3 separate regions of the Homo sapiens genome follow, and regions 1 and 2 are each linked to region 3. Evidence: chromatin loops called from intact Hi-C (ENCODE). Cell type or tissue: Caco-2. All regions are shown on one strand. Each heading gives the region's core, and the rest is flanking DNA. Links, peaks and the distances in the headings are about the cores only.

Evidence for each region. A loop is a pair of places that touch in the nucleus more often than their neighbours do. Peaks named below come from ENCODE experiments on the same cell type or tissue, not always from the same donor. Only the 100,000 strongest peaks of a DNase experiment are listed, where the experiment ranks them.
Region 1: it touches region 3 in a loop (12-fold over the local background); 2 of 110 quality-filtered maps call a loop at or near these places.
Region 2: it touches region 3 in a loop (8-fold over the local background); 2 of 110 quality-filtered maps call a loop at or near these places.

Annotation. Positions count from the first base shown.
Region 1 is chr4:10,208,303-10,219,043 of GRCh38, forward strand. No RefSeq gene overlaps it. Among named protein-coding and RNA genes, the nearest start is that of WDR1, 97 kb to the left of the region's middle. In Caco-2, for the core only: no CTCF peak of the experiment used is centred there; a DNase peak (open chromatin) is centred at 5,319.
Region 2 is chr4:10,159,084-10,169,824 of GRCh38, forward strand. No RefSeq gene overlaps it. Among named protein-coding and RNA genes, the nearest start is that of WDR1, 48 kb to the left of the region's middle. In Caco-2, for the core only: CTCF peaks have their summits at 1,546 and 5,932 (motif pointing right); DNase peaks (open chromatin) are centred at 3,428 and 5,943.
Region 3 is chr4:10,315,558-10,326,298 of GRCh38, forward strand. No RefSeq gene overlaps it. Among named protein-coding and RNA genes, the nearest start is that of ZNF518B, 140 kb to the right of the region's middle. In Caco-2, for the core only: no CTCF peak of the experiment used is centred there; a DNase peak (open chromatin) is centred at 4,794.

The DNA.
Region 1 (10,741 bases), core at 1,605-9,604, 110 kb before region 3:
GGGAAAAGGCAGAGCCTAGGAATGAACACTCCAGAGCTTAGGTTCAGTAAGCCACCTCCACTCAATGTATGCAAGTCTTATCATAGGGCTTGAAAAAGATAATTTCAGGGGGAAAACTCACTGGATGTTTTTCTAACTTCTATGATCTTTGATGTTACCTGATACTTGTATTGCCCCAATATGATCTGCAGGTGTGTTGATTATACCCTGGTATGCAACAAGATCTTCAAGGTACCAAGTCACCTACATTCATGCCCAGAAGCTGTTGCAGACTCCAGTCTTCAACTCTTCCTTAAATTTCTGTCCCTTATCCTAATGTTGATTGCCACAGAAATCACTGAAGCTCCATTCACACCTGTCCCTACTCAGACTGTGGCAGACAGGAATGGAGATCAAGTTCACAAGTCTACCTGTAGGATTGTATGATGCTTGGGAGGTTCAGGATGCAGGCAGCATGTTCTTAACAACAGTCCTTGCCCTTTACAGAGCAGACAGGTGAGTGAGGCTCTCTAAAGAGCAACTGTTTGCCATGAGGAGGTAAATAGTTGACTTAACCCCTGCAAGATATGAATTGATCCATACCACAGAATGGTTTCCTTAACTCCCTAATGTCCTTGTGTTATATTACCCTAATCTGTGTGACATTGTAGAAATGTGGATGGTGTTAATGTCACTTGCCGTTCTAATGCTGTTTCTCGGACTTGGTATCTCCTTAGTTTACCTGATCTGTTGCTTGATACTTGAGTTAAAGCAACCCTAATCCTAGCAGAAAAACCAACTTAGAGGTGAAAGTTAAGGATTTTTAATGGTAGGTTTGTGAATTTCCCTCTAAGGGAAGATACAGAACTTTTCTGCCTATTTCATATTTAACCCTTGATTACAGATCCTAGGTAGGCTGGGCTGGATGGGAAAAAGAGGTCCTGTGGTGTTTGGGGCAGCTGGTCATTGGATTTCTGCCAGCAGAGATGTGTTCTTGGCTGCGGGTTCATTAAGGGTCCTGCAAAGTCCCAAAGAGAGCACAGGGGCAAGAGGGTGGGATGGGGGCAGCAAGGGGTCCTACCTGGGTCCTGGCTGATCTGGAGTGATGGGGACTGGGATGTGAGGTCCACTTGCCAGGATTAGATGCTTCAGACTTGTGAAGGGAGACAGGATGGGGAAGGGGACCTTCCTTGGCCAACCTGTCAGTGGGTAAGGCTGAATCACTAAAATCACTGGACAAATGTCTCATGATCAAAACGAATGTTGGCAACTTTATTTTTCCAATAAAGCTTGAATATTAGGTGCAATAGTGATAGGTTTTCTGGTCATAGAATGATCTAAAGAGAATCATAACACTTTCAATTCTCTCTGCATCTTAAGTCTTCTGTTCTCTTTATTACTTGGACTTGGGCCGTGGTTGAAACCCAAGAATCCTCCTGTTAGGTGCCTATTTTGGGGAAAAAGGTCTAGGCTTATCTGTTAGTGGTGTCTGGGTAGCTACTTGCCCCCAAGAACAATAATACAGATAAGGGATGTAGACTGGGAAATAGACCCTGCTGTCGATCTTTGAGGAGTTGTGATAGTGCACGGTGAGCCCTGTGACATGAAGCTGTTCTTGCCATGGTGGGCTAGTGTCAGAGGACCAGGGGATACTTCTGGGCTTATCACACTCGCAGGGCATTGATAGGCTTCTATCTTTGTTGGTGTCCTTATCCTTTGTGACCTGTCCCTTGATAGAGAAAGTTGTATAAATTCCTCCATTTAAAAATAAATGATGCTTTAATTTCTCATGACCTGTAATGCTTCAGGGACTAAGGTTCTCATGGCTGATCTGAGTGAACTCGACGTACAGCCCAGCCTTTCTGAGCTGAAGAGACAGTCATTTGATAAGAGTGCACTTGGAGGTGATACCCCATCACCCCCAGGAGACTGGGTCCAGAAGTCTTCAGCTTCCTCTGACAGTGGAAGTGTGTATGATGGGCCCTCTGGGCACCACGGTGTCTGCTGGGCAAGCACTGGAGTGGCCACAACAAAAGTCCTTGAGCTGTGCTTGGCATCTTCCTCTGCTCATGTGAGGCCTCTTGATGACTCCGTTTCCTGGCAATGTCTCCTGTTTTTCCTAGGCCACAATGACCTTGAACGCTCCACCTTTTTATTTGTCAATAAAATGTTTATCTCTGCTTTCACCCAAGGTTTTGAAACCTTTGGGTGTGCCAGCTCTCCTGAAGTTTAAAGGCAATCTTCAGCATGAGGAACACAACATGAAGTTTCAGGGGGATGATGGCAGGCATAACCCTGGGTAGATGGGAGTGTTAATCTTAGAGAGTGGACTTATTTGTAACTAGAGCAGTGTATCATTCTAACTGAATTCAAGCCTACATCCTTCATAAATACCACTGGGGTTGAGTCACACATGATAGGGTAGTTACTATGGGATTGGTCTGTGAAAGCTGAGACCCTGAAGATGAGGGAGTTAGACCCCAGCTTGTGTGCTCACATGGAGAAGAGACCTTTGTCAGTTGATCGTTTGTTGCATGAAACATGACTCGAACGTTTCCTCTGTGTGAACACTCACTGCCAGGAAAGGTCTGGGTACTTCAGTGACTTTGTAGCTCGTATTGGTATGTGTGCAAGCCAGACTTGAAAGGGGAAGGCTGCTTCCCTACTCATGTCTAAGATGAAGTATACAACTTAAGCAGGCATCTAGAAGTGGAAAAAACATTGTTCAACCTGGTTATAGTGTCCAAAATGCTCTTGTCTTCTGCCACAAAGAGCCTGAAAGGACTTTTATCATGGGGAAGATGCCCATTTGTGTAGAAATATTTCTGGTGGTCACTAAGGACCCCATTTTCTCTAGCCATTAAGCTCTACACAACCCCAAATCTTCAGGAACTTGTGTTAATGCATTTTTCTCAGCGACAGAGCTCACAGTAGATGATTGTTTTTTCACTTTGAAGCATATCCCATATATATATATATATATAATATATATATTTTAGGTATTAGAATATATAGATCAGTGGGAAATGCCAATGAAACTGTCATGGTGAATGTCCAACTTCCTTAAATCTCTAATCTGACATTGTTACCATGGTCCAACAATTTTTGGGAAGCTGATCTTAGGGGACCCACCAATGCCTACCACAATTCTGACTTGGTGTAGTTGAAGAATATATCCTTGTTTAACTGAGTGGATCTGCTTTACATTAACTTGATCTAGAACCTGAAATCTCTATGCAGAAAGGCATATTCTGAGTCTTCGGTAGATATCAGAAGGCACCCTAACAACTGCAGTTTGACTTCAAACTCTTCAGAATATCTGGAGTCACCTGTAGAAACTAGGACTGTTTTTCGCAGGAGAGCGATGAGCTCTTGGTGCTTGTAGTGGAGTCTACAAATGCTGACATCCCTTTCGTCCAGAACTTTAACATCACTTCATTTCCATGCGTCCACGGGATGCACGGGAATGAGTTAACCTGGAGCAAAATAGAATGGAGAGCCCTCATGCAGCGACTTGTGGGGTCGGTGCAGAGAGCATCTGTGAGATGCAAGATCATAGTGTTGACCTTTCTCCTACAGATTTCTGAGCTGGGGCCAGGTGTTGGGGGCAGTGTTGGTGCTTCGTGACTCCTTGCTTCCTGTTTCCTTGAAATTCCCTAGTAATCTGGTAAAGGGGCATATGAAATCGTGAAGGTCCTTGTTGATGTCAATTCTGAGGTGGATGGCAAGCATGAATTGAGGCAAAGGTGAGGTTTCATGTCATGGATGACACAAGCTTACCAAAGAACAGGAGATGGAGACCTCAGTCCCACAGGTTTAGCAGTGTTAGAAACATTCCAAGCAGCCTTAATGCCATGGTCAGATGACCAAAGAAAGTGGTGGATGGTTCTCCATCACCAGCATCATTTGAGTGATGGCTCTTTCAGTCTTCTGCCAGGGTTGGAGAAAAGGATGCCATGTCTGGAAAACTTTCTTCTTCATCCCCCAGTGTCCTCAGTCCTGGGACATGGAGGCAGCTGGCCACCGAGGCTTAGCTGTCCACTCCTGCTTTGACATGTCTTCTCAAAATAGTACCAGCCTATGAGGCCTTAGTTGCTTGAGGTCAATCCTTTGTGCTGGCCACATTACAAAGCCTCTGCTTTTTGAGGCCAACATGGAAATTTCTCATTCCCTCTTGAAACAAAAGTACCTAGGACCCAGGATGACAATAAGAACTCATTTTATAACATGTTCTAGATTAACTGCACTGGCTTAAAGGACATAAATCATTCAGTGTACAAAGAAACTCACAGGATGACCCGGGGTGTCTCATAGGGAAGGCTATGAGTAGTCCCTGGAACTTCCTCAGTTTAGTGATTATCAGCTGAATCATCTCTAGCTGCCAATAATTGAATCATTGGTTCATCCTGGTGAACTTAGGACTTATACTAGTTCTCATATTCTTGTAGGATCAAGAATCTTTGATTTCCTGTATCACTTGTAACTCGGATTAAATGTTTGTGAAAAGCTAAGTGTCTTAGTTTGTGTTTGAGAGATGCAGACTGACACAGGCATTAGATTTACTGCTGAGTGGGCTTGGGAACTGCATGGGAAAGGAAGAAAATAAAGCATGGTTGAGAAGGGGGAGGTGAAATTGTGGGGCTGTTGCAGTAGAAGATTTGACCAACCCACAAGAAGTTCTTTAGCTAGGGTGGCCTCTAGAGCTATTAATTGACCTACCTGGCTGGCGTTTTTATTCCTTGATGAAGCCTTTGAATGTGGTTTCCCCATGGAAGTGGCATGAAATAATAGGCTGAAAATAGCTTCCATTGGAACAAAGCCATCCCCAGAGAAGGAGGCATATCTTGGAGCTTGCAGTCCAGGCATCGTCAGTGGCACAGTGTGGCACCCATCTCTGGAAGGAGGTGTTTCCTGTGTTTTTCTAGGAACAGGAAAATCCTGGCCGTGACCTTTCCCTGGGGATCTGTTGTCATCCTCATCATCTGAGGTTTCTGTTGCATCCCAGCAGACTCTGAATTCCTCAATTTCAGTACCACAGATACCTAATGGGAGAAAATGCCCCCAATATTTCAACGTAGGTTCTATTTTCCATAAGTGTCAGCCAGCTGAGAAATACAGTACAAAGAGGAATTTTACAGCTGGGCTGCTGGGGTGACGTCACATATCCGTAGTACTGTGATGCCTGCCTGAGTCTCAGACCAGCAAGTTTTTTATTAAGGGTTGCAAAAGGGGAGGGGGTGTAAGAACAGTAGGTACAAAGATCACATGCTTCAAAGAGGAAAAAGCAGAACCACTGATAAAGGGTCTAACAAAGATCACATGCTTCTGAGGGAACAAGGCAAAGGGCAAAAGCAGAACCACTGATAAGGGTCTATGTTCAGCGGTGCACGTATTGTCTTGATAAACATCTTAACAGAAAACAGGGTTTGAGAGCGGAAAACCAGTCTGACCAAAAATTTACCAGGGTTGAGTTTTCCCAACTCCAGTAAGCCTGAGTGTTCTGCAGGAGACCAGGGCATATCTCAGTCCTTATCTCAACTGTACAAGACAGACATTCCCAGAGTAGCCATTCACAGACCTCCACCCAGGGACACTTTCTTTTCCCAGAGAATTAATATTCCTTGCTGGGAAAAGAATTTAGGCATATGTTTACTACTTGTACGTCCATTTATAGGCCCTCTGCAAAAAGAAAAATAGGGCTCTTTGCCCAACCCTGCAGGCAGTCAGACTTTATGGTTGTCTTCCCGTGTTCCACAAAAATCACTATTTTTCAAGGTGCACTGATTTCATTGTTCAAACAAGTTTTACAATCAATTTGTACAGTTAACACAATTATCACAGTGGTCCTGAGGTGACGTACATCCTCAGCTTATGAAGAAAACAGGATTAAGAGATTAAAGACAGTCATAAGAAATTACAAGTGTTATTTGAGAACTGATGAATGTCCATATTAAGGTGAAATCTTCACAATTTGTTCCTCTGCCACAGCCAGTCCCTCTGTTCAGGGTCCCTGACTTCCCATAACAGATACCTACCAAGGGAAGCTCAGTTTATGAGCTGCAGGTTTGGACAAAGGCCCAACCGTGTATGACTGTGGACTTGGTTCTGCTGTCCATACGAGATGGTGAACAGCTGGCAGCAATGGAGCTGGTTCCCCTCAGGGGTTCCCCTGAGTGATATTCTTGGGAACTCTTGTTTCCATGGATACTCTGAATCTTTTGTGCCCTAATCTTTATCTGGGGACTCTAGGTATGTGAATCCAATCTCCTACTGCCACATTCGAAGTGATTACATATAGGCAACTTGGTGGTAAACCAGTGGATCAGCCAAATCCCAGGGACATAAAACTGCAGACTAGACATTGCTTTTTCCCTTGACTATCCCACAATAGCTAGTGTTTATAGAATTGAAAAATTACTCTTCCTGCCTCGTGTGTTCTAGAGTAGCCTGATACACTGTCTCATCCTTAATAATGTCTTGTAAAGAAAGTGCCTAGAATTCTTTGTGTCTGTGGTCTTGGGAGATGGCTGATGTAACTGGAAAATCAGCATGCCCTCACATCCAACTCATCAATTCTCACAACCCACATTTTCTCTGAACAGCTTAGTGGTCTTCATTTGGGCTTCAAGGTATAAGAATGAGCTATATAGGCCCGTCTCTAATCAAGTAATTCATCTGCAGATACAAATGTCCTAAGACCTCTTCCTGCTTGTCCTTGCCATGGTCAGGAATTTCTGTACTTGTTATGGGATGTTCCTCTTATTCTGAGATTGCTAGTAACAGGTGTACATCTACCCTAAGCCCTGGCTAGAAGGAGTTGTCCATTCTTGCTTATGGGAGAGGTAGCCCTGGTGGCCAGGCTGGCTTGTATATAGGTGTCAGCTTGGAAATTGGTCATAGATCTGCTAAAATCTGAGCTATTTGATCAGGGTATATCCTTGACAAACTAAGTTTTAGAAATGTCTTCTCTTCCAGGAAGACATGGCCATGGTGAGCATTGCCCTTAAGGCCATGGTTTTTTGGTTTCCTTCCTTCTAGTCAATAAATACTTGAGAATCACTATGTGCCTGGCTTTTGCTATAGTTATTCATGGTATTTTAGGTAGAATAAATACTTATGCAAGGGAATCTAAGTGGAGGAGGGAGTTTGTTCAAGTTTGCTTGGGGTAGTCTCCTGCAGAGCTCTGTGGTTACTCCCCTACAGGATGGGCTCTTCCCCATTATCCTGCTGTGTGTTGTGCACGCCTTCTAGCCAGCTTAGCTGCCTGTAAAATAGTCTGAACCTCATTAGGTGTCAGTGTGACATTGTCACCAAGTTTTAGATTATTTGCCCCAAGCAATGCTCCTGTAATCCTGGGCTATGTTGACCAGTGTAGTTCCACTTGGGACACTTCCAGTTGTGAATGTGTCTTGCCTATAGAACTGGCAAGTTACCAGCCACATGGGGACAGCTGAGCTGTCTCCTGCCATAGAGGTACCTAGACCCAGTGTTCTTGGCCTCTGTAAAGGGAAGGAGTTAAATTAACAATTGCAATTGAAACAAAGATCTGAGTCTTTTTTCATGGGTGCCCTGGTCTAATGAAGCTTAGTTTGAATTTACTCCTTTGGCTTTCATCAGGCTGTTCTGCTTCTAATTTGAGTAAAATATGCATGGTGAACAGAGCTTAGCACAGAAAAGGAACCTGGATGGGACCACAGAGCTATAGTTCTGGGGTTTGGGTCTTGTACCCAATGGTCATGTCTGACTTTCAGTGGGAAAAATGATTGGCTTGTTCCTTTCCTGCTTCTAGCTTTCTAAAATCATTAAAACTATGCCCCCGGAGGGAAGAAACAGAAGCCAAGTTGTCTTCACTGTGTACGAATATATTCTTAACCAGCAATGCGTGTGTGAGAAAGTTGTTTGGGGATACTTTGCAGAGAGGTGAAAGATGACTTAGCTCTGAGAACAAGCTCTAACAATGAAGGTAGGGCTTGTTCATCTTGATGTGCTTGTATGTCGTGAAAATGCCTATCTTAAAGGTCTCACCCGTGCTGTTGGAGGTTGTCTCCTTGTGCATCAAATTATATGCCTCCACATGGCATTGTTCTGCCTGAGACTTCTCACCCTAGTGATTACTAGAAGTCTTCATTTCTTACCAACTTCAGGGTGGATGGGAAAGACCAATTTTCTTAATCTCGATGGGACTCTAGTACCATCTTTTTATCAAAAGCAAGATAAAACTTTCTTTTACTTAAATCTGGATAGAAGGCTGGTATAACATTCTGTAGTAAAGGAGACCCTGACTTTTCTGTGGTTCACCATAAGGAGCTTCTATTCCCAAGATCATGCCATGATCCAAGATAGTTCCCTGACCCTTCTACAGGCACATCCCTTATGCTTGGCCAATGAGAAGTTTATCTTTGAATAGTTAAGTGCAGTTTTCCTAGTGAGTTGTCTCTAATCCTGAGCTTTCACAGGAATTCTAATTCCTGTGGTCTCTGGTGGGAAACATATAAAGGTACTGAACAGGATGAACTTGCTGTGAATGCAACTGTGCTGCCCTGGATGGGACTGTGTGGATATCTCTTGCACAGAGAGCTAAGAACGAGTATTAACTTGAAGCATATTGCTATACTTTTTTCACCCTCAGACTATTGAGACAAGCTGTGGAAGGGCCAATGAGTTTTGCCACCCATCCCCTACCTCTAAAATGGGCAAATCAGTGTCTTCATGAAGGAAGGAAGCTTAAAGCACTTAATGTAAGTACAATCCTGAATCACATACATGGATCCCTGGAAACAATTGAGTTGCACACCCACCCCTCTGACTGGCTTCCCCTTGGGATAGACATTGGTGAGCAAGAGCTTAGACTCTCACCAGCTGGTCACCTCCAGGGTTCACAGTCTGAGAAACTGAATCGAGTCATTTTCATCTGTCCTACAGAAGGGCTGCAAATGGGGTCTGGGGTGGCATCTTGGAGGCATCTGTGGAAGGTTCCATAGCTAGAGGCATCCTGTCTTCTGGTCCAAGCTTTCTGGCAGTGTATGGCAGACTCAACAGTTGGATAGGTTCTAGTGTTTACAGCAGTTTAGAGGAAATGTAGGCACACATTTCTGCAGGAAGAAAGCTCAGCCTATTCTGAAAGATGAATGCCCTTCCCCACAACTCCCAGGGTCTGAGGTGCTTCCTTTCCTATGTTCCTGGGGTTTTGTTTTCCAGCCACTGCCACAAAATCAGGATGTCCCATTCCAGTAGATCTACTTCACATCTTACCCCCTCCTCTGTATCCCCAAATATTTGTCTTCTAAAGAGCCAGATCTAAGGAACAAAAGCGTTTTCACAAAACCTAACCAACATTGAGTCTGAATCCTCTAGGTCTGCTCTTGCCCAGGTTGCCAGCCAGAGGGTAAGTCAACCAGGTTTTCTTAGGGTTGCTGCTAGAAAGTTCAATGTGTCATTCCCAGGGTTGGGCTGGGCAGAAACCTGAATTTGCACAGCAGGTTGGTTTTTGGTCCCAAAGGTCTGTGTAATACCATACCCGTCTTATCATTGTCCAGTAAGCTCCCAAGACAAGGTGGTATGGCCCCTCTCCGAAGGCAGCTGTACTTACTGATTTAACAGCTTTACTATGCAGTGTGGACCAGGAGGAAATAAGTGGAGTTGGCCTGCCAGGTCGCTGTTGAAGAGCTTCTGCTGAAAGGGGTATATCACCTTCAGACTGCAAGTAGCCTGGAAAGCTGAACGTCTGACGCTGACCAGTTTCAAGAGCCACGGCTGGAGTTGGGAGATATGTAACAAAGTCAACAGACAAGCCTGAGAAGACTTCAGGAGTTCCCAAGTTATCTGTCAGGAATGTGTTAGGGAGGCCATCCATGCTTCATGGGATATATGCATTTGTCTCACAGCTTTGGGCAGGAATTGTAACATGGCATGCAGGTCTAGGCTCAGCATCAGAAAACAGGTTCCATTAGCAGTTCAATTCCATTTGGTCTGATCAGAAGAGACCATCACCATGGATATTTGCATGAGTTATCCACGTAGTTCACTCACTCTCTGCAACCAGTATCCACAGTACATGGGCAGGTTTGTCTGGAAGAACCTCAAGGGTCCCATTCCAAGATACTGGAGGCCCAGAATCAGCTTAGAAAGTTATTTTCCCTTTTCTGGTCAAGTGAGGTAGAGTGCCAGCTTGTACAAATGGTCTGAACACACCACAGCACAGCTCAGCTTCAGGTAGGGCAGCGGCGGCAATTGTTAGGGTGATGGTGATATTACTAAAATAAGACAAATACTCTAGTGCCATCAAATGATCACAAACCACCAAGAACAAATACTAAGGCAGCATTCAGTGCTGCATGGAAGACTTAGTGTTCCGTGTTCCCGGCATTACCCAGCCCTAGGGAGAAGGATGATTCTTCTCTTTACTGCTATCCAGGCTGGAGAGCATCTCATGTCTATATCAAACTTCTCTCCTTTCTTCCAATGCTTGCTTGATGATTCTTCTACATAGATGTGCTCATGCCAATTTGTGTTCTTTTGTAATGGTTGGACTTGAAACTGTGTTCTCCAACCATCCACTTCCCCACCCAGTTTAATCAATTACTAGGGAACTTCCAGGCACGATGAATTGTGGTGCAGAGGTGGAGACATCTGGCCTCAGTATCCCAGATGGATCCCACAAGGGTCTATGAGGACCTGTGTGGCAGACCTGAAAGTAGTCCAAGTTGCCACTCACCACCCCACAGCCCAGGATTGACAGATCTGGTGCCTGTGTTGCTGGTGA
Region 2 (10,741 bases), core at 1,486-9,485, 160 kb before region 3:
TGCACACCTGCTCCAGCACAGAGGCCTCCTGGGGCTCTTGACAGGGCAACAGCTGGGGCTGCATCTCCCTTGACATCTCCTATTTTCAATGGAGAAGCGTCAGGTGACTATGCCCTAAGTGTATGCAGGCCAGGCAGATGTTGGGGTGCCCTTCCATCAAGGTCTGGTGGGGCTTTCTCTGAAAGGATATATGGCTGCTGTCCTGGTCCGTGGAGATGACTTTGTAGTAGCTGCCTTAGAGACGCCTTCATACAAAGGCTGAGCAGTGGGGTCCTTCATATTCTTGTATTAGTTATATCTGCTGAGGAGGAGACAATGTCTGAGGCAAGGACTGTGCCAGAACCTCTGTCTTCTGAAGCACAGATTACTTGGGATTTGGTAATGGCTGACACTTGGGAGTTGTTCTTGTTGCTTTGGTGCTTGTGTTGTGCCGTGTGCTCTAGCTGAGCCTTCTTGGGACATCACTGCCCTATCAGAAGAGATCAGTAGCTCACAGTCTTCCTGAGGTCAGCATTGTTACATGCAAGCTCTGCAGAGTCCTTTTTCTCCAGCTTCATGTGGATGGCTGTGGGATGACCTGTGGGATAGTGCTCCCAGAAGCCCAGCACCATTTCATAGAATTGCATTCCTGGCCCCAGGAGTAAACACTTTTGCAGACTTCTCATCCCAAAGCTGCTGGACTTGAGACCTGGGTTGCTCTGCAGCTGCTTGCTGCTGCATATCTTGCCCAGGGGGCACTTGTGGAGATGAGATCACTATTGCAAAAGGTATATGCCACAGTTGAGAGCATAAGAACTCTCCATTACTTGGGAAACACTGGCCATGATGCTGGAACTGAAGTGAAGGTACCTGTTTCCCTCAATCCTTGTGACTCATACATTAGAACCTGTTCCTGAAAGACTAGCTTCTGCTGGTAATTGAGGCTGCTAGGGATGACATCCCCATTCTGCTGTCCTTGAAATGGTGAGAGAAGCCCTTTTGTTGCTCCTGCTGCCTCTTTACCTGCACACCATGAACACAGTGCAAGAGGGAAGGGCCTTGCATGCTGGCTTTCTTGCATCTCAGGCTTGAGAATACTGACATGCAGAAGGATAAGGAAACATTACATCTAGAAAGGCCACTCTGTCACCTGAATATCCCAAATCCCAGCTTGGTATCCTCTTTAACCCATGGGGCTACAGTTATTTGGGCCATCTTATTTGCTGGGATTCCCCTGTATTACTACAGAAGAGTGGCCAGCTCCACCCAGTAGAACTTCCTGGGCACGAGAGTTCTGCTCGGTGTCATCAGTGGGAGATTCCACCTGTTTTTTCTGGATTAAAAATAGGTGACTTGGGCAGAGGGATCATGGTTTCTTGGCAGTGTAGATCGTATGTGCCTCTAGGTGGTAGTATGGCTCTTGTTTTGAAACCAGTTGTTTGTTACGTAGGACAAGAGACTTCGCTGGCCACTTTTTTTTTGGTTGTAAAATCGGGGTAAGGGTTCTCTGCAAATGACTGAAGTATTAAATGACTGAAATATTCTTAGTTGATTCTTCATAAACTTATGCTTTGGTTTTCCACTTCCTCTTCCCCATCTTTCTTCATTGGGATTATCTTCAGAGATCTTGTGTTCAGATCCTGACTGAGGCTGACAGGCCCACAGGGTTGTTGGGCTTGACTGCTAATCACCACATGCTCATGTGTGTGGCCTAGTGACAATACCTACACATAGCAAAGTTATCCTACTTGTTTAAAGAATTCTGAGCTGCTTCTCTGACGTGTGGAGACACAAGTTGGCTTTCTGCCTCTTGCTCTTACTCCTTGGGAAACCAGACTCACTGTCCGAGACTCAAACTTGGAAAAAGGAGCCTACTGACTCAGAAGTGGATGGACAGGTGTGCACAGGACCTGTGCTCAGCACAAGAAAGTGAGGCTACATTCTGTCAGTGTGTCTTCCCCATCCTTGTGCCAGTGTGCTTACCTCTCACCAGGAGATGAAAATTTCTAGCTGGGCTACAGAGGCGGCGGTCCCAAATCTTTCTCTCCGCCTCCTTGCACCATGTTACATTTACTGCTACTGATGCTTAATGGTGGCTTTGTTGTTCAGTTGTCCAGGAAGTAGATGCTGAGAGAACTAGAAATGCAAAAGACCTAGAATGAAGAGGGAAGCTGTCAGATCATAATGTGAATCAGCCAGTCCTGCCAGTCCAGTAGGGAGCACGAGAGCAGGATTCACTCAGGAATTCCACATGAGGTAGAAATGGCTCGACTCAGTTTGGCTTGGGGCCATCCCAAGAATAACAGCAAAGAGCTTGGAGCCCTTGGGTAACCACACTCCGCAGCTGGACAGCAAGTCTGATGAAATGGCTGACAGGTTGGCATGGTTGTCAGTTGATGGGCAGCTATGATTTTCAAATCCTAAACTGCAGCTGCAGTTGGTCTGGAAGGACCATAAGATTATCTGTTTTCCTAATGTCAGTCCTCAGAGTCCCTCACACTTGGCCAATACTTGTCAAAGTTGCTTGTTTCAAAGGTGACCAAACAACCACCTAATGTCTGAGCCCCTGCTGGCCTGTCCTTATCAGGCAATGTTTGCTGTAATGGCCTAGCTACTCCTGACCCATCAGGCATTGGGGGCACCAAGAAATGGCCCAGTGTAGCAGCAGTTCCTGCTCACCTTCCGGCAAAAGGAGCCAAACATGACCTGGCAGTGTAGTTGGGTCCTCTGGAAGTATCTGGAGCTACACTGTCTAGGTCTGCTTTGGACCTACGTTTGGGAAGTAAATGCCTTCTAAACTCACTATCCGGGGTCATTGTGGGTAATAAGGGAGAAGCATCAGAGAACAGTTGTTGGTTTAAAGTAGGTACTGCAACTGGAGTGCATTGTGCTTGTCATAGGTTGTTTCCTGGCAGCAAACTGTCTCTTGAAACTGCTGGTAAACTGAGGCAGGCTACGGAAGAGGCTCTTGCAAGCCTGACTGTTCGCTCCTTTGAACCAGGCTGAGACTACTTCCGTGGGTGGTTTGTGGTGGGGTAGTTGAGCGCTTGGGGAAGGACACTTTAAGCCAACACTAAGTTTGTATAAAATATTCAGATTAAAACCCATGAAGAGAGAAAGGAGGCAGGATGGGGCTGAAGTCAGACTGGGACGTAAGACTTGTCAGTCTTGCTGAGCCTGGTGGAGAGGGTCCAGAGCATACAAAAAAGGCATTCCTGTACTCCAGCCAGTGGACCCTCTCCCTTAAACCTTCTGTGCTGACCTCATTACAAAGTATCTCCTTGATCTATATTTAAATTTCTGTCTTTAAGTTTTTAGATTGGCACACAATGTGAATGGACGAATTCTGTAATGTGTTCTAGGTGGTTCATGGTATAGGCTTAAGACACCAATTGTGCAATGTGAAAAGTCACACGGTGACACACGTGTCCTCTTGGGAAGACCAGGTGGACCTTGGACTTTACACAACTAAGTTTATAACAACCAGTCTAACACCAATGTGTACTAGCAAACCCAGGGGACTTCTGCCTACTTCCATACTGGAGGAGCCAAGTGGGTTGTTTGACTTTCTACAGCGATCTGAGAATGAAATAATTGGGTATGTGAAGTCAATTTGTGTTCCCTAGAGGCAGACTTGTAGATGGAAATTGTTTAAGGTGTTAGGTTTACTGGTGAAGTGAGCTCTCACACCTGAAAGCAAACTGGAACAGGGTGGAATGCAAACTGTTTGTTTTGGAAAAGAAGCTTAAATGAGGCCATAATCTCTGGAGCCAGAGTAGCTTCCACAGCTAGCCTTGAATATTACCTGGCTGGGCTTTTGTGTACTCCTCACACTCCTAGCCATTGGAAGTGGCCACATCCAGGGATGTGGCATAACATTGGCTCAAGAAACTTTGCATTACGACGAGGGCTGTTGTCCGCAGAAGAATGTTGAAACTTCTAGCCCAGGTATCGGGTGTAGCATAGTACCCAGCTCCTTGGAAAGGGAAGGGTGTACTGCCTGTCTTCTGAAAAGGGCAGATCCTGAGACCTTTATCTGGGGACCTGTCCTTGAACTGCTGAGGTTTCCCATGCATCCTAGCAGGGCTTTGAGTTCCTCAATTCTAGGACCATGGATCCACCTACCAAGGGAAGCTCAGGTGATGAGCTGCAGGGTGGGAAAGGAGGCTCCTAGGTGACCCTGGACTTGGCTTCACCATCATTGTGAGATTGACAGCTGGTGGAGCTGGTTGTGTGTACTGAAGGTTGGGTGGGGGTGGTGTTCAAGGGGCTTCCCTGAGTGACTACTTGGGACCTTTATCATGTTTTAGATGCCCTCAATCTTGCTAGTGCTCCATTCTTCACTTAGGGGGGACTAGCTGTGAGCCCCCACCTGTATTGCCACAGCCTAAGTGACATCAGATGAACTGGGAAGTGGTGCTGTGGACTGGCCACACTCCAGGGCCTTGTACTTGCTTATTATAAACTTGGCTTCTTTCCTGGGGACTAGGCTACAGTAGCTGGTGGTCCCCCTCCCCCGCTCATTTTGGGGAAGATTCTCTCTACCTGATGTGTTTCAGAAGAATGCCTCAAACTCCTGTTCTTAAGCAGTTGCTAAAATCTACCTTCATTTAGTCTGAGTCCAGGTGATTTGGGAGATAGAACTGGAAAACATGAGCACGGCCTCACCCCCAAGTCAATGTTGGTGATCTGTGCATGCCCCCAAAGAGCTCAGTGGCCTTTTCTTGGGCCTCAAGCCATAAGAATAAGCCAAGTGGCCCATCTCTAAGCCAGCAGTCCCTCTAGGCATGTGGCATAACCTGTTGTCTATGCTCGGGTTGGGAACTTCTATGCTTGGTGTTCCCCAAGCCCTTTCGCATTACTTGCAGGATGTGTCTGTGCATCCTGTATTCTGGCTGGAAGGCGTGTGCAAGTGCAGCCAGCCAGGAATAAGGTAGAGGAGGAAATACTGTATAGGTGTCTCGCTGTGTTGCAAGAAACCGCTGGGCAGGGATGGGTTGTGAGGGTCAAAATCCCCCCTGTGGAAGACAGCTGAGTGGATGTCTCTTAGGAACACTGGAGGGCCATTGGGTTTCTCCACAGGGGAGATGATGTATGCCTGCTGCCAAATGACTACTTCCAATTCTCAGTGTGGAGAGTCAGGGTAGCTTGGGTCAGGCAAGGAGCATTCCCTGGGGAGCAGACTGCCTGCCTCCTAGAACACATCTCCTAAACTGAGCTCCTAGGGCTTATGATACTGCCTTTTTTCCTCTTGATTTGGGACATCCTTTTCCTATTATGGCCTGGGACTGGGACCGGGACCGGCACCACAGTCATAGTGTGTGGGATACAGCCCACTGTGGGTCTGAATGACCTCTGTGCCTTCCTGTAGGCTGCTATCGGGTCACATGTAGCCTGTCTGGGCAGAGGCTGAGAAGCTGCTCTGATGCTGCTTGCAGGTGAGTCCTTGGAGGACTGAGTTCCTGCTCCCTCTCCATGACCCATGTATGGCTGGCTATCATCCCAGGGGGCTTTCTACGTTCCAACATACCTTCAAGAATCTTGCTACATACTTCATTCAGTTTTACCTGTGGATATAACTTTATCTACTAAGACTTTAAACTACATATTAACCTTAAAAAAAAAAAAAAACTGTATGGCTTATAGTGGGCAGTTTACCTTGGCTGAACACATCTTTAAAACAATTAGGAAATGTGGAAAATTTGACGTTAATACCTAATTGGCACATATATTCAATTCACTGAAAGAAGTTTGCAATAAGGCCTCAAATTCAATGGCAAGAAACTTCTACACTTCATAGTTGGGCAAACACCTAAATTCATTGCCTGAATGACTTCCTGAACATCCTCTGGATATTAAACTCAATTCCTGGTTGGTGTCTTGGGAAAAGACAATTGGACAAGAACATGTCTGAGGAAGAAATGGGTATTATCACTGAAATTCTGACCAACAGCCAGTTGGGGGCAGGGGTGAGCAGCGAACCACAAATCCCCTGCTTCCCAAGCTTTCTTTTCACCTCGTCTTTGAGGATTCTTCTCCAAAACTAGTGTCTGTATCATGATGGTTACAAACCTTCCTACTCCACCTCTCCTCCCAGTTTGTCTTCAGTAAAAGCAAAAATTCCCTACTAATAAAGTTGGATACTCATTGACCCAGGACAAGTGAAAAAGATCCACGGCAAGGCTGTAAGTCTAGGAAGCACAGACTAAACTTAGCTGGATACATTATGGTACAGCTTTATGTCAAATCTAAATTTAAAAACGATCCAATTCAACTAAAATGGTGCAAAATTATGCTTGCACATTGTGAATATGGTTCCTTAAATTCATCAGGTAACTTAAAACTCAATTTGAGTGGGAAGCAACCTTAAAAGCTTTAAAAAGCAGAAAAAAACCCACAACTCAGTAGAAAATAAAGTGCCTTGTGTGTTTATCCTGGAGACAAACCATAAAGGCCTCAGGTTATTGAACTCAAATATCCTGAAAAATGTTTTTTGGGAAAGAATTTTAAGTAGGGGAGTTGATGCTGTTTTGTGCAATGGGGCTGAGCTCTGTGCCCACTGAGTTGGCATAGTGGTGATGTTCTTAGTCACGTTCATCAGGGCTCTCTGAAATTCATAACATGTAAACATGCTAGTCTGTAAGTTGTCCTCGTGCTTAGATGAAACTGTAAATGCTCTGGAAGGCAAAGGGAGCTTTTCTCATTGGTCGACCATTGTTCCAGTACTGCATTAAACTGCTCTGGTCAGAAGTTGTCAGTGATGCTATAAATGAGCTTTCCATTCCAGTGCAAGGGAATTGACCAGTGAGGTAGGTTTTGTGTAACTTTGCACTTGCAGGACACATTTAGTCACCAGTCACTCCATTCCTTGTTAGGATCAGAAATACAAGCGGGAGAAGCTGAAACCAGTTAACAGCTGGTAGATCTAGAAGCATTAGGCCAAGTGGGATACATCTTTCCAATATACGGAATATCTTGCATAGGTCAAAAAGGCATAATTGAGATGCTTGTTAGCAACTTTTCAAGTTTGGTGTTGAGCATTTTGAGTTTGCTTTTTAACTAAAGTTTTCAACGGCATCATGCACAGTATCAACTTCTCTAGCCAACTGATCTCAATTCCTTGATATTTAGCATGTCACAGCTTTCATGACTAGGGATTGTTTTTGTCTGCTTTTCATCTCATTCATGAAAGCCTGAGTGTCAAATACTCAAACTGCTTCCACCCTAGTTCCTTCTTCAGATATAGCCAATGACAAAGCAGGAGCAATGACGTTGAAAGAATCCTCCAAGAGCCTTGGATTCCTGTAGTCTTGGTCCCTTCATGGAGTTGCTTTGGGATCCAGGGACATCTTGAATGTTAGTCTGAGTGCCGCTGCAGGTGTTGTCTTTGTCTATCAATTTCTGGGAAGGAGAATTAAAGGACTCTGTCTTAACACTTACACTTGAAGTCTACAACTAGAGTGAAGCAGTTCTTATGGCAGTATTCTGAGAAATTCAGTACAGGAGCAAACGGCTATTTCTTCTCTCAACTCCTTTACAATGGTCAGCTGAGGAAGTTCCCAGCTGAGAGCTGCTGAAGTCATGTCTAGAAGAGTAGACACCTGGGAGTATGACTTGTTCTACTTATTAACTAGAATCAATGGTAACTTGTGAAATGTTTCCATCTTCAAACCGAGGCTCTGTATCTCAACCTATGAAGCAGCAGGCACTGCTGTGGGGGGCGGGGGTGTGTCTTAAGTTGACATCTGCCACCCACTGGTGTGTGCTTGGCCTGTTAAGGTATGAAGACCGGACTTCAGAGGTCAGCACCATGGAATCGACTGAGGCTTTGTCGTTAAGTGCCATAGATATGCCCTTCTTCCTGATGTTCTATACCTACGGGAGGCTTTTCATCAAGACCTCACTTAACACACTAGAGGCACAACGTAGCACCTTCAAGGTATGGGGGTGAAATTGGAGGCAGGAAGCAAAAATAAACTGTTGCCTCCTGGCTTTCCTGGAACTCAGGTGTGTCCAACATGAAACGGGAGATGAGTGAACCCAGACACCTCTGTCTGCAGGGATACTTCTCCCGTGGATCCCACACCACCCAACTCCATAGGCCTCTTGTGGCGATTGCACTGCCTCTGGTGTCCTGGCCCTGGTTGTGATTCTATCCCCACAAGGCCAGCAAAGTCTGAGGTGAAAGTTGTCACCACGATTGTATAAATCCTCTTGAGAGAAGCAGGCTCTTCCAGGGCAGGCAGTTCCTCTGAGGAAGATGAATCTGCTCTGAATTTCACAGGGATGTTTCCCTTGTCCACTTCAGACAACCTTTGTGATGTCTGGATTCCAGTCTCAGCTCTGCTGGGAGCATCCTTTTGATGTGGGTAGGCAAAGGTGCAGATATGTATGCCTCTAACTTTTGGCCTTTGCTCAGCTCTAATAGTTGGCACTGGGCCTACAGAATGTCCTGGTGAAGCAGGTTAACCGGTGGTGGTTTTTGATGGTAATCGGTGAGCTTGGTATACTGAGGCTTTGGTCAGTTACTGCGCTCTGCCCTCTTTGGGTGGAGTGTTGTCACCTATAACAGACCTTCTGTTTGGTCTCCTTTGCTGGCGTTCCTGGTAACATGGTTATGCCTGGGGAATTAGAAGCCTGCTGTCCCTCTTCAGTTCCTACTGATGGTTGTTCAAACATGGGATTATCTTCCTCGATCTCTCTGAAGGTTCCACTCCTTGCCTCCTGACTTCTCCATACTCAAGTGGAGGTTGATCCAAGAGTCTTTTCTACCTCCCAATGCTGGTTGGCATTTCTGTAAGCGTCCTGAAACCCCCAGGTATTGTCCACCACCTAGATGTTAAGGCATAAGGTAGAAACTCTAAGGCAAAACTCAGATGTATCCCTGACATCTCTGCTGGTGCAGGAAGGCCTGCCATGGGGAAGATGGCAGTGTAAGGCAACTGGCCTGGAGTCCAGTCAGCAGAGACCTGCCACTGGCTGTGGGTTGATCAAGTGTCCTTCAGTGTCCCAGACTGCCAAAGACCAGCTTGGTTGTGGAGACCCTAACCCAGTGGCACTAGAGGAATTAAAGACAGAGACACAGGAATGAAGTGGGAATCAAAGAGCTGACAGCCTTCAGAGCTTGAGAGTCAGTCTGACCCATACATTTGACAAAGTCAGTGATAAGCATAGTTTCTACATATTACAGACTAGCTAAAAGCATTCCTTATGGGAAAGAAAGCATTCTTAGTGAGGAGCAGAGAAACAGGCCCTGGCTGATTATCTGCAGCAAAAGCATGTTAAGGCACCGGCAGCTCCTGCTATTGTTTGTGGTTTGAGTAGTTTTCCTGCTCTGGGTGGGCCAGGTTTTCCTAGCGCTGCTCCAGTAAACCAACCTTTAGCAGTGTGTGTGATAGCCATCATGAGCATGTCACATTGCTGCAGAAATCCTGTTTATGGCCAGTTTAACGCCTGTTTATGACAGGGTTAGGGCTTGCTACCAGCAAGGCCCCCTTTTCCTTTTTGTAAAGCGATAAAGGCATAGGCAGCTTTGTCATGGTGGGCTACTTCTCGCAAGATTCGGGATCCGCATCTGTAGGCTACAGACTACACAGATTAAAAGCACAGTCATAGAAATCAGAGTCTCCAAGTGTCTTGATCCATTTTAATGGGTTAATAGCTGCTAATCCATCTGCAGCTCCTTCAAGCACTGGCATTAGCGTCAGATGTTCCTGAGAGGCTTCTGAAACACTTGTTCCTTCAGTTTTGCAATATCTGAAGAAAATATCCAGTATGACCTTTTAAATGTTAACTTTTTCCCACTCATGCTGTTTCATTTCACAGATGAGGAGTAACGTAAAAAGAAGTACTCCAGTCACATTGTAACTGTACTCTATATTCTAACTACTCAATCTCCTAGCCACATTAGTTTGTTGGAGATCTCATTGATGTGATTAGCTAGTTCGTGGTCTATTTGGGAACTCCACAGCAAAGTAGAATTTTCTACCAATTATTTACATAGTCTGCTGTTTGTACTGTGTAATGCAAAGCAACTCCAGCTACTGTGGCAGCAGCTGTGACAACCTTTTGAAGAATTTTAGTAACAATATGCACAGGAGAGGCTTCCCAAGGACAGGAAAGCTTTACGGGTATCCATACTCCTCCTCGGGCTCTTACCACTAAAATAGAATGATCAGTATTATACAAGGAAGAATTAACACAAGAAAACTACATTCCTGACAAGTTACATGATTAGGGAGATCAAGTTTTAAAAAACCCACTCTACCAACAGGAAAGGCAGATGGACACAACTCTGTATCCGGACTGAATCGTTAGGCCAATTCTACTATGTAATTAGGATTATATTGGGCTGGCTTAATAAATTTCCCTTCCCAAATCTTTTTTTCAGTGCCATTAAGATTTTCCATAATTCCTTACGTTTAGCTCCTACAGCACGCCATATCATTTGGGGTTGCGGTACCACTATACCATATGCCCAAATAATAGGAACCCTTGCTGTACTTAGTGTCCACCATCAGATTATTTTTTGTTTAGATGCAGAGTGACCACTACCTGCAGATTGAGAGGTGGGGCCTCATAGATGCCCCTTTAGGGGACCAATCAATAACTCCATATGAATCATTATGCAACACCTCTGCCTGCGTTATGATATGATCGTCTGAAATGCCTTCATTTTTTCTGACCATGTCCAATCCACTTTACAGATAGGTTTTTGAGGGTGGTAAACCTTGGCTACAGGAGCATAATCATTGTAATAAAT
Region 3 (10,741 bases), core at 880-8,879:
CTTTTTGGTGAATGAATGGGTGTGTGCAGACCTATCTCTGGGTTCCTACCTGTATTCGAAAGGATGCATGATCCTGCGTGGCTGGCACCATCCATCAGGGACAATAGGCTTTCAGGGGTAGGCACTGCTGAGGGACAATGCTTGAAAATGGACATGACCTTTCCTTCACAGCTCTTGGCTCATGGTTGTGATACTGGGCCCTGCCTGCATCTCTGAGAAAAAAGTTTCTCCAGCTTGATCCTGTACGATGGGGCCTTTTGGCGCCATATTTGGTTAGGTTTTTAGGTCTATTCTCAGTTCCCTTTTCAGGCCTTTTTCAATTGATGATTCTCAGAGTCGGAGAGATGGTTTGGACAGCTTATCAGGATCTGAGCAAATAGCATGAGTGAGGCTGCTTCTGTGTCTTACCCAGAGATTTGCTTCTAATCCCAACGTTCCAGTGGAATGTGGTCTCTCCCATAACAGTTGAAATTCTTTGACCACTTTTCGTTGGAAATTTTTGAACAATGTGCATTTCTTTGAATTGAAGTTCTTTAGTATAAAAGGGGAGACGGTGATGGCCTGGGGTGCTTTTTCTTATACATTTAAGGGGTACAGTGCAATTTTGTTACTGGTATAGTGATAACCTGTGCTTCTAGGGTATCCATCTCCCTAGTAATGTGCATAGTATCCATTAGTTTTTCATGATCCACTCCCATTACCCCTTGACCCATCACCCATGACCCTTCTGAGTCTCCAATGTCTGTAATTGCACACCCTATGTCCATATGTACACATTATGTAGCTCCCATTTACAAGCGAGAACAGGTATTTGACTTGCTGTTTCTCAGTTGTTTCACTTAAGATAATGGCCTCCTAGAGTGCTCTTGCTGGGAGGTTTTAATTTTGTATTCATTTGGTTCCCTGGGCCACCTGTATATCTTACACCTACTTCCTGCGATTTCAGACAATCTTGATAAGAACATTGAAAAAATGGATTAATTGAATGGAGTTCATAATATGCACTTCCCCTAGAGACTGTAAAACAAGTCCCACCTTTATTCTTGATAGAAATAATTGGGCATTTTCAAATGGATGAATCATGCCAGTAGAAGAATAGTTAAGATTCTTATCTGAAGTGAGACCCAAGTATCTGCATATGGATATCCTAAATTCAGATACTGAGACCTATGTTTGAGGTAGAAAGGCTTGTGAAAGTGACTCCAGGAAACATGGAGGAGTAATGAAGACAGGGTAGGAAGAGCAGCCAGAACTGGGAGAGCATTGAAGAGGTCACCTCTATGCTGTGTGCAACTCAGTCTCCCTGGGAATCCTCTAAAAACCCACATGGAAAATGATGTCCCAGAATCTCATTCCTAGGATTGCCTACCACATCCAACCTACATCTTTAAGGGTAGTATTCTTTTTGTACTGCAGACGTGTACCTTGGTGCTTGAGGCTGATGTGCCTTGGGTGATTTTAGAGAGCCAGTACAGTGAGAATTTTGATAGACTCAGCAGTTCTACCTGAAGCATGATATATATTTTGGCAACTAAACTATCCTGCTTCAATAACGAGTGGTAACCCACGTTGGGATCTTATTAGGGCCAGGTGAGGCTTGGGGCTAAGAGCCAGCCTGATGGCACCTCCTCAGGGTCCTGCTGAGTGTTGCCCAGCATCCAGTGAGCAGCTCTACACTGGCAGGTGCTTCTGAGGTTTCATCCTGAATGTTCTCATTCTTCCAGGCTGCTTCATCTATGCAGGATAATTCCACAGCGTGGGGCCAGGAATCTAGCACCGATCCAGAGACTGAGTCCACTGTAAGGATAACTCACTGCAAGCTGCCGGTGCTGTGAGGCCTGTACCTAACCCCAGCCTCTAACCTTCAGCTTCATTTGGGCTGGAAGTGGCCATTTGTGGTGAGAGCTGAAAACAACACCCTTCCTTTATGACTGGACGAGGAGCAGCTGCCTTGTCAGTGTCACTAGGGCTGGTCCACTGCTTATCTAAGGTTAAGGAGAACTAAAAATGGGATGTCCTGCACATCTGGACCTCATGGACTCTAGAGGAAAGCCAGACACTCCTTTCATGCCTGGAGACTGTTGTGACTTCAGTGTTACTTATTTGACCCATGCTCACATGGAGTGGCTATCTGATTCTGTTTCTTCCCCACAGACTGTTGAGCAGAACACATTTTCCTGAGTGATTTTTCACCTTGAAAGGAACAAGTAGTTCCATCCAGTGATTTAAACCTGCTCTGGCAGTTTCTCAGAAAGGTCAATGATAGATGCGACAGCTTAAACTCACCCAGAGGTGGTGAAGGACTGAGCGCAGAATGCGTGGTGCTGGAAACCTTTGCTTTTCTTACGGCTTGTGCAAACCATTGAAACGTGCTGTTCCGCAAATTCTGGGTGCAGTGCTGATTGCGGTCATGTCAGCAGCTTTGCTGCACAAGAAAGGCTCAGTAGTCTTGAATCCAAGAATCCTGTTTCTGACTCCATGCCCATCACCAGGGTGTGAAAGTGCTTGGCTGTCTGGTTCCTGGGGCCCAAGAGTGAACCAAAGGGCTCTCTTGATGTGGAAGCAGCTGCTGGTCTTGCTTTCCAGGTCTTAGCTATTTTCAGGTTCTGGGTAAGTGTTTCACAGAGCCTGGAAGGTGGCTGCCACAGGGGAGGGTGGAGGAAGCTTGGAGCAGTGTGTCAGGACAACTATCCTGTGTGCTGGGTGAGGAATGTTCTGCCTCATGGGAGCTATGCTGACTTTACAGATCATGGACAGCAGGGACCTCGTGGCCCACTCTGAAAGGGGATTCTCTCTAGGATGGAGAATTTAAGCACCCAGTTATCTAAGTCCACCTAGTTAGGAAAGAATGCCGTTTTTAAGATGTCTGACTTGGATTTGAAACAATCTGCATATTATATATTTCTACCTTAGCTGGTGGTAGAATCTAGTGTGGAAATGGCCTGGGCCTAGAGCAAACTTGGAAATTTTGATTTAGCTTCCGTCGTTGAAAATCTGTTCTCTTTTGTTTGAATCTGTATCTTTTAAGGCATTTCTGTTTGACACATTTGACAAATAAATGGCTACTCTAAATTTTTCCAATATCTCTACCCTGGAATGCTAAGATTCATTACAATTTTCTTTGCCTGCCTTTCTTGATCCAGGGTTGCCAGAGAAACAGATCTGAGGGCTCCTATATAAAATACAAGGAAAAACAAAGACGATTCTGGATTTCCATGAATGTTGAAACTAAATTTGACAGGTGCTATATTTTGTATGGTGTTGCAAATGACTTAGGAGCTCAAATCAACTTTCTTACAGTTTTAGAAATCAGAAGTTTGAAATAGGTTTCATTTAGAGAAAACAAAGTTGTTAGCAAGGTTGTATTTCTTTCTGGCTGCTTCAGAGATCACTTTCCTCACTTTAGACCCCATATAAAACATGACTTGTGGCTTCTTAGTTAATCCTCAGTCAGGACCTTCATTGGTGTTGAGTCAGCACCATGCTCTGATTTTTTTCTTCTGACTCTTGCCTCCAATTCTCAGTCTTCCTCTTTATCATGTTAAGCTAAGATTACCCTGGGTTTGGCCAGGGGGCCCACTGTCAGCAAGGTGATTAAAGTCAGCTGACTACAACCCAATGCCTTGGGTCCTAATTCACCCTTGCTGTGTAGCATGTATTCACAGGTTCCAAGGATGGGGACATGGGTATTAGAGGACTGTCTCTGGCCGCTTTCCTTGGTACTTCACCTGGAAGTGATGCCGTGAACACCAGAGGACAATGGTGAATCCGTGAGTGGGTGGCAATAGCAGCTTCTAGTGGGATAGGATTGAGCTGGTCACTTAGCGGTGACCAAGGCTCAATCCTGATGGGGGGGAACCTGCAGGAGCCATGAATACTGCATGCAGAATATCTGTCTTGGGGCTAAGAGTCTGTTACCCACCAACTCTGTTGAAGCTTCCCCTTGACCTAGGGTAACACTTTCCCCTGAGCTACTGAGCTATGACTCTCCATGAAAACCATGGACCCAGAGGGTGAGGGTGTGGCCTGGAGCAGCCCAGTCATTCAAGTAGAATGGGATACAACCTGGGTCTCCCCGTTTTTTAAATATCTCAGGATGCAGAAAGTGAGAAAGGTTAACTTGTTCGATGAATGACTTGTCTTTAAATCTCATACTTTCTCCCCCCACAGAAAATAGGTGAGATTATATAAATAGAGCTAAACCTTCATCTACCTCCTGTTGTGTGTCATGTTGCCAATGTGACAACTGCTGTAGAAATGTGCAAAACTCATTGGGGGTATAATGCAGGTTATCGGTTAGACTGCCACATGGAGCATATTGTATGTCACCTATTGCTTTTCATTGCCACATACCATACCTTGTTTGAGAACAAATACGATCTAAACTGTTACATTTTCTTAAGATGTGCTTTTGTCCTGTATTTGAGCTTCTAAGAACAGTTGGCATCCCATTTGAATTAGAGCAACTACAGCTCTAGTTGTGAAGAATTTTTCTCCTCATCCAACATCGTAGATTTTTCTGCTCCCTCAGATTGTGACCCCAGCCAAACAGAACTCTGACTTCCAAGTAAAATTTGGGGGACTGAGAAGGAAGAATGAACTGATGTGCACCCCTTCTCTTGCCTGCAGTTCTTGGCAGGCCTAAGCCACGTCCCTGAATTTCCCATACTCGATGCTGTCTGCCCTTGGAAGCTGCTGGCTAATGTTTGGTTTTAACTGTGCTACCCTCTGCAGGTGGCTTTTTACTTCAATTACCTCAGCCTCTCCACGCAGCCTAGGTTGTCCTTTGACCCTTGTATGACTGACACTGCTGTTCTGTCTGTGCACAATGATGGTCATTGTCAAATGAGTATTTGGAATGTTCCTGGTCAGGTTGCTCACCACTGATCACCTCTGCTGGAGATTTGCTCTGCTTTACACACAGGGAGGTTCCACTGGATGTGGATGGCATGGGCACTGGCTCCAGGCGTGGGCCTGGCTCACTGCAGTCTGTTCCCCTGGGCTCTAGGTCTGTGGTGTTCAGACTTCTCTGTCATGGGCTCCTTTTGCTGTGTTGTGGGGTGGAGGTTATGAGGCCAGAAAAATACCCATGCTGCAGGACTGGCAGTCCCATCTCAATGTTTCCCTCCTCCTGATGACGGCAGGCTGAGCCCCCCTGGTCTTGGCAATGTGTCCTCGTTATGTACCAGCTGATGCCCTTCAACCTATTCACCCCAAGAAAGAAGAGGTATCTGGCTAGCCAGGGAAACTTGGCTTCATGTTTTTCTAGGATGCCAAATCAAGGTCCCTAGAGTTGTAGCCTCAGGACAAGTGTCACACAGTGTGTGGTGTGGCAGGTCCGTTCCCCTTGTGATGCCTTTTGTAAAAGTGGATGGAGAGACGACTTAAACTTGTTCTATCTGCAAGTCCATCATACAGCCCCACAAGTGCAGAGTCCTGCCAAGATGCCAAAATGAGCTGTTAGATGCACCTGGATTCTGGGAGTGGCATGGCATGCTTCAGTGCTGACCAGACCAAACTAAAACCCTGCATATTCTAACTTATGGTGCTCACAAAAGCCAATTGTAGGTAGTCCGGAATTCTCAACTTAATCTGGATTAAGATTATATTGTGTTTGGTAAGGATGATGTAGTCATAAATACCCTACATCAGTAATGCAGAGAACTGTTCAATTCACCACTGCTGTTCTTCGTGGTGATGTCTGTAAGTCACACAATTGGATGAGCTGTCTGAGCGGGGGAGGGGGTCTATAGATGAAGCTCATGTCTTGGGTTGTGGAGGGCACCCTGAACCCAAATGCCTAAAAGTCCTGTACCTCTCAGCTTGCATTTTGGAGTCGAGGTGAAGTATATTTGATATAAGACAATACTCTATCTCCTTATCCTCCTGTTAGCCTTGGTATTTTCCTCTAATCATCACGAAGTCTCCAGGTGATCTTCTGCCATTCATTCCAGTATTTGTCAGGTTTATGATACACTGTATGCTGGCTGCACATTTTCACCTGTGTTAAGACTTCAGGGTGCTCCTTTGTTTGTCTAATGTCTGCTCCCTTATCTTGAAAGGTATCAATTCTATGTAAGTCAGTTTCTTTACCTTATTTTTAACAATTCTCTGTTGAGTAAAGCTTAAAGGGACGGTGCCCTTTAAATGACTAGGACTTTATAGTTCTATGTCTTACTGTTGCTACACAACAGTGTCCTCTTGGTAGGAAACGTCTATCAAGGATCACTTTTGTACTCTAACTGGCTTGAGGCAGGAGAAACGGCGTTTGCAGGCAGGTAACTTAAAGTAATTTATGCTAAATTGAGGAAAAACGCCAAGGTCGTGGGGGCAGGGAACCTGAGTTCAATCTGTGCTGACTTCCCAAAGCTACATCAAAAGGAAAACATCTGGGTCTGGGGTCAGGGAACCTAGGTCCCATTAACCACTTCCTAAAGCTAAACCCAAGGGAAAACCCCATCTCCCCCACAAGAGTAGCAAAGGATCCAAGGCTATTCTCCCTCTATCTTCCCCTGTCCACCACGTGGCAGAGGAAAGGAAGTGTGTGTACTGGCTTGGATGCAGGTTATGCAGGGACCATCTGTTTATCTGCAGAGGGTGCCAGTTCACCTCAGTCCTTAATTAGCCATGGACCAAATCCTTTATCCAGATAAGGGGTAACAGATGGGGACCTCAAAAGGAGAACTTAAAACCCAGAGAACTTTGTAACCCGGCTCTTGTGCCACTTGCTGAGGCCCACTCCCACCCCATGGATGCTTTCTCACTTTGATATTGGCTTTTGCTGCATCGTTTGTGTTTCATTCCTTTGTTACTTTGCTTCTGTGTTGTGTTAAAAACGCCAAGGACCTGGACAGTTCACTCAAGGCCCTCCTTCCAGTGTAACAGGCTGAGGGGACATTGACCAAGGTTGAAGGTTTTGACATACATCTGTGTTTTCTCCGAAGCTGTTAGGATTCAGGTACTGCTCCTGAAATTTTCGTCAAGCCATCTGAACACTAGAAGCTTGGGGTTGGATGTTCCCTGTAGTTTCTCTGGATGCCATTGGCACCAATAAAAGTTGTTACAGACAGGGGACAAATGGGATGATGGTCATTGTGGACAATGCTGTGCCTTCTCTGGGCACCCAGGACGACTCTGGTGGAAAGGCGTTGATCTCTGGAACCTTTACAGTCCCACATGATTGCACTGCTGTGGTGACCCGACCCTGTCCCCAAACTGACAGCCAGCTCTGTATCACCGTATTGTAGGTGGGGGAGGCAGCTGTTGGTCATGTCTTGCAGGTATTCTCTCTGATCTGGCTTTTTCTCAGAGATCCTTTCCTGCTGCTGCTGGGTCACAGCCCCCCTGAAGGTTGGCTACAGTAAGCAAGCAGCAAGAAGGCTGCCCCTTAGAAGGAATTAGTGTATTGTCTGAGTGGCTGACCCTGAAAGAAGCATTGTTGGGCAGCAGAGCTGCAAGAAGATGCAGGTCCACTCATCCTTGATGCTGAGAAACAGCTCTGTGAACCTAGGGAGCTCCCAGGCTGGGGATTCTGAGGACTCAGGCATCTTGGTTACTCTGCCAGTGATGCTGGCAAGGATGCAGCCAGGGGACCCACTGAGGTGTGTTGGTCCTTGGGGATAAGTCTGAGTCCAGGGTGCTCTGTGGTGAGTACTTCCTGCTCCAGAGGTGAGGCCGATGGAACCTGGACAGCTATGCAGAGGAGGATAGCAAGCTGCTCATCTCCATAGGGACTGATTTTTGAACTTGTATCTTCTTCCTGGTCTGTAGTAGGTATTCCATATCTTCCTTCCTTAGGAAAGAGCAGTGAGCCTGTTTGTGTCAGGTTGGGCTCAGTTGATGATAAAATGGCCCAGACTTGATGATAGCCTCCCATTGGGGACTTCAACATAAAGTTGTTCTGACTTGATTTTCTACATGGATACCTGCTGGCACCTCATTGGTCCTGCAACAATTGGGGCAGGTTCAACTAGGTTCACCCTGGATTTTCATCTTCCTCACAACCTCACTTATTCTTGGATCCTATTTCTGGTGACTGTTGATCTTGATGTTCTGGCACATTGAGGGTGAAACTAAGTCATCTCCTGCTATAGGGTAAGAAAGTCCCACAGGGAAAACTAACTGGAAGTTGGGTCCTGCCCCATCTTGGTCTCTGAAATCTGTTTTTCAGTAGCAGACAAGAGTCCTATTTCTTAGTTTAAAGCTGGCAAAGGAATGGGCCTTTGGGACCTTTCAGCAGGAAGTAGGAGAGCAAGGAGCACATCCCCAGTTCCTACACAGAGGCAGGAATCTACATCCGCAGAATAATGTAGGTCTTACTGCCCAAAACAGGTTTGTTTTTTGGTTTTTGCTTATTTTTTGTTTGAGACAGTCTTGCTCTGCCACCCAGGCTGGAGTGCCTTTGCACAATATCGGCTGTCTGCAACCTCCACCTCCTGGGTTCAAACAATTCTTGTGCCTCAGCCTCCCAAGTAGCTGGGAGTGCAGGTGCATGCCACCATGACCAGCTATTTTTTTTAATTTTATTTTATTATTATTATACTTTAAGTTTTAGGGTACATGTGCACAATGTGCAGGTTAGTTACATATGTATACATGTGCCATGCTGGCGTGCTGCACCCATTAACTCGTCATTTAAGAGAGTCTTGCTCTGTCGCCCAGGCTGGGGTACAGTGGCTTGATCTCGGCTCACTGTAAGCTCTGCCTCCCGGGCTCATGCCATTCTTCTGCCTCAGCCTCCCAAGTAGCTGGGACTATAGGCACCCACCACCAGGGTTTCACCATGTTGGCCAGGCTGGTCTTGAACTCCTGACTTTAGGTGATCCGCCCACCTCAGCCTCCCAAAGTACTGGGATTACAGGTGTGAGCCACCGTGCCCAGCCTCAAAACAGTTTCCTGAATATTCCTATCAGAGGAGTCCATGGGAAGCAGATCCATGTTGGACTCTGAACACAGCTGGTTTTCATTGTTTCTACCAGTCTTGAGCATCTGGGGACTTCTTCCTAGGAGATGTGGCTGTGTTGGGAGAAGTGAGCTGAAGTCATCGTGTCTTGCATCATCCCTTGGGCTTGTAGATGTAGCCTTAGAGTTCAAACTCTGTACATTACCTGGCATATGACCTTGGCTGTTGGACCCCCCAACTAGTGAGAGATCTCTTAAGTCTCTTGTGTGACTCATGCACTAAAAAGAGCTGTCGTGGAATTGAATACCTTCTTGGGTGCTCCTCTATCTCTGACACTTGGGACTCTGAAGGAACATTTCCTGAAAAGCTTAACCACTCATGCAGGGAAAAGTTAGCACTAGTGATGTTTCTCCTCTTTACATGGATTCAGCTGCTCTTCCGTACCTTTCTCACCCTACCTTCTAATTATCATTGAAGGTACCTTGGTGACATAACTACAGCCTTAAAAGGACCCTCCCCTCAGTCTAGGGAGGATTTTGTGCTTTCATTTCATGTGAACAGTTTGCTGCTGCTTGAAATCCCTTGGTCAAAGAGAGCTGATGACCATTCCTCCTTGCCCATCTTGCATGAATATGACATCAATGATGAAAGAATGATCTCTTTGCAGAAGACTGAGATGAATTTCTGCCTTTGAGGACAAGAATCTTACATGAAAGTAGTGATGAAGGTCCTGTTTCTCCCCACAAAGTCTAAGTGTGTGGTTTCCTTCCTAGTTGGATGTCCTTTAGTAGCTGGTAGTGATTTCAGGTCCCAACCTGAGCGCTGAAGGTCATACTTGCTTTCCATTTAAAGTGTTTCAACACATTGAGTTGATATCTACAGTTTTTCAGCAGGTACAAGGGTTAAAGGGTATAGTCTAGGAAGAAAATTCTTCAATGAAACAAACCTGTTTCACTCAATATACCTACAACCCACAGAAAATTTCATGCACTAAAGAGAGCTGTAGTGGAATTGAACAACCCCTTGGGGGTTCCCTTATTTCTCATTGCCACTTGGGACTCTGGAAGGAAACTTCGTGGAAAGGTTAACCACTCCCACAAGGAAAAGATGGTCCTAGTGACAAGTTACTTATCTGTATCTCCACACAGGAGACTTAAGTGGTCTCTCACTAATGTAGTGGGATTGAACACCCCCTTGAGTGCTCTTCACATACATCTGCCCTGGACAGGCTGATTCAGGAATGGACCTACAGCAGGAGGCAGCCTGAGGATGGGAGGGGCTGCTAAGAGAAGTCTGTATTTCCAAAACTTAAGAGAGCACATGGGTCCCCATGATTCATAAGTGAATAACGTTGATTTCTCTACCTCCCAATTAGCTGGATCCATCTCTATGTACTGTCCTGGGGTGGAAAGGTACTAGGTTAAGTATCATCTGACCTTTAGATCTTTGTTCTTTGATTCTACTGCTTGTGACTAGTCCAGTTTTAAACCCTCAGAATAAGATGAGTACCTTTGCCTTGTATTGCAAGGGATTAATTCTAGGACCTTCAAGTGCTTAAGTCTCTTGTATAAAATGGCATGTAACCTGTGCACATAATCCTACATCCTTTAAGCTATCTCTGGATGACTTACAGTCCCTAATACACTTTACATGTTTTGAACATAGTTGCTTCATTTAGGGGATGAGGACGGCATAGTTCCTGTGACGTCAGTGTATTCAGTACAGCCGTAACTATCCTAGACATAAATATGTAGTTAATGTCGGCAACAAGGGGAACAGTTCCTTTATCGACACATACAGACTGTTTTCTTCTAGTGATCTGAGAGTTAACACTGACAA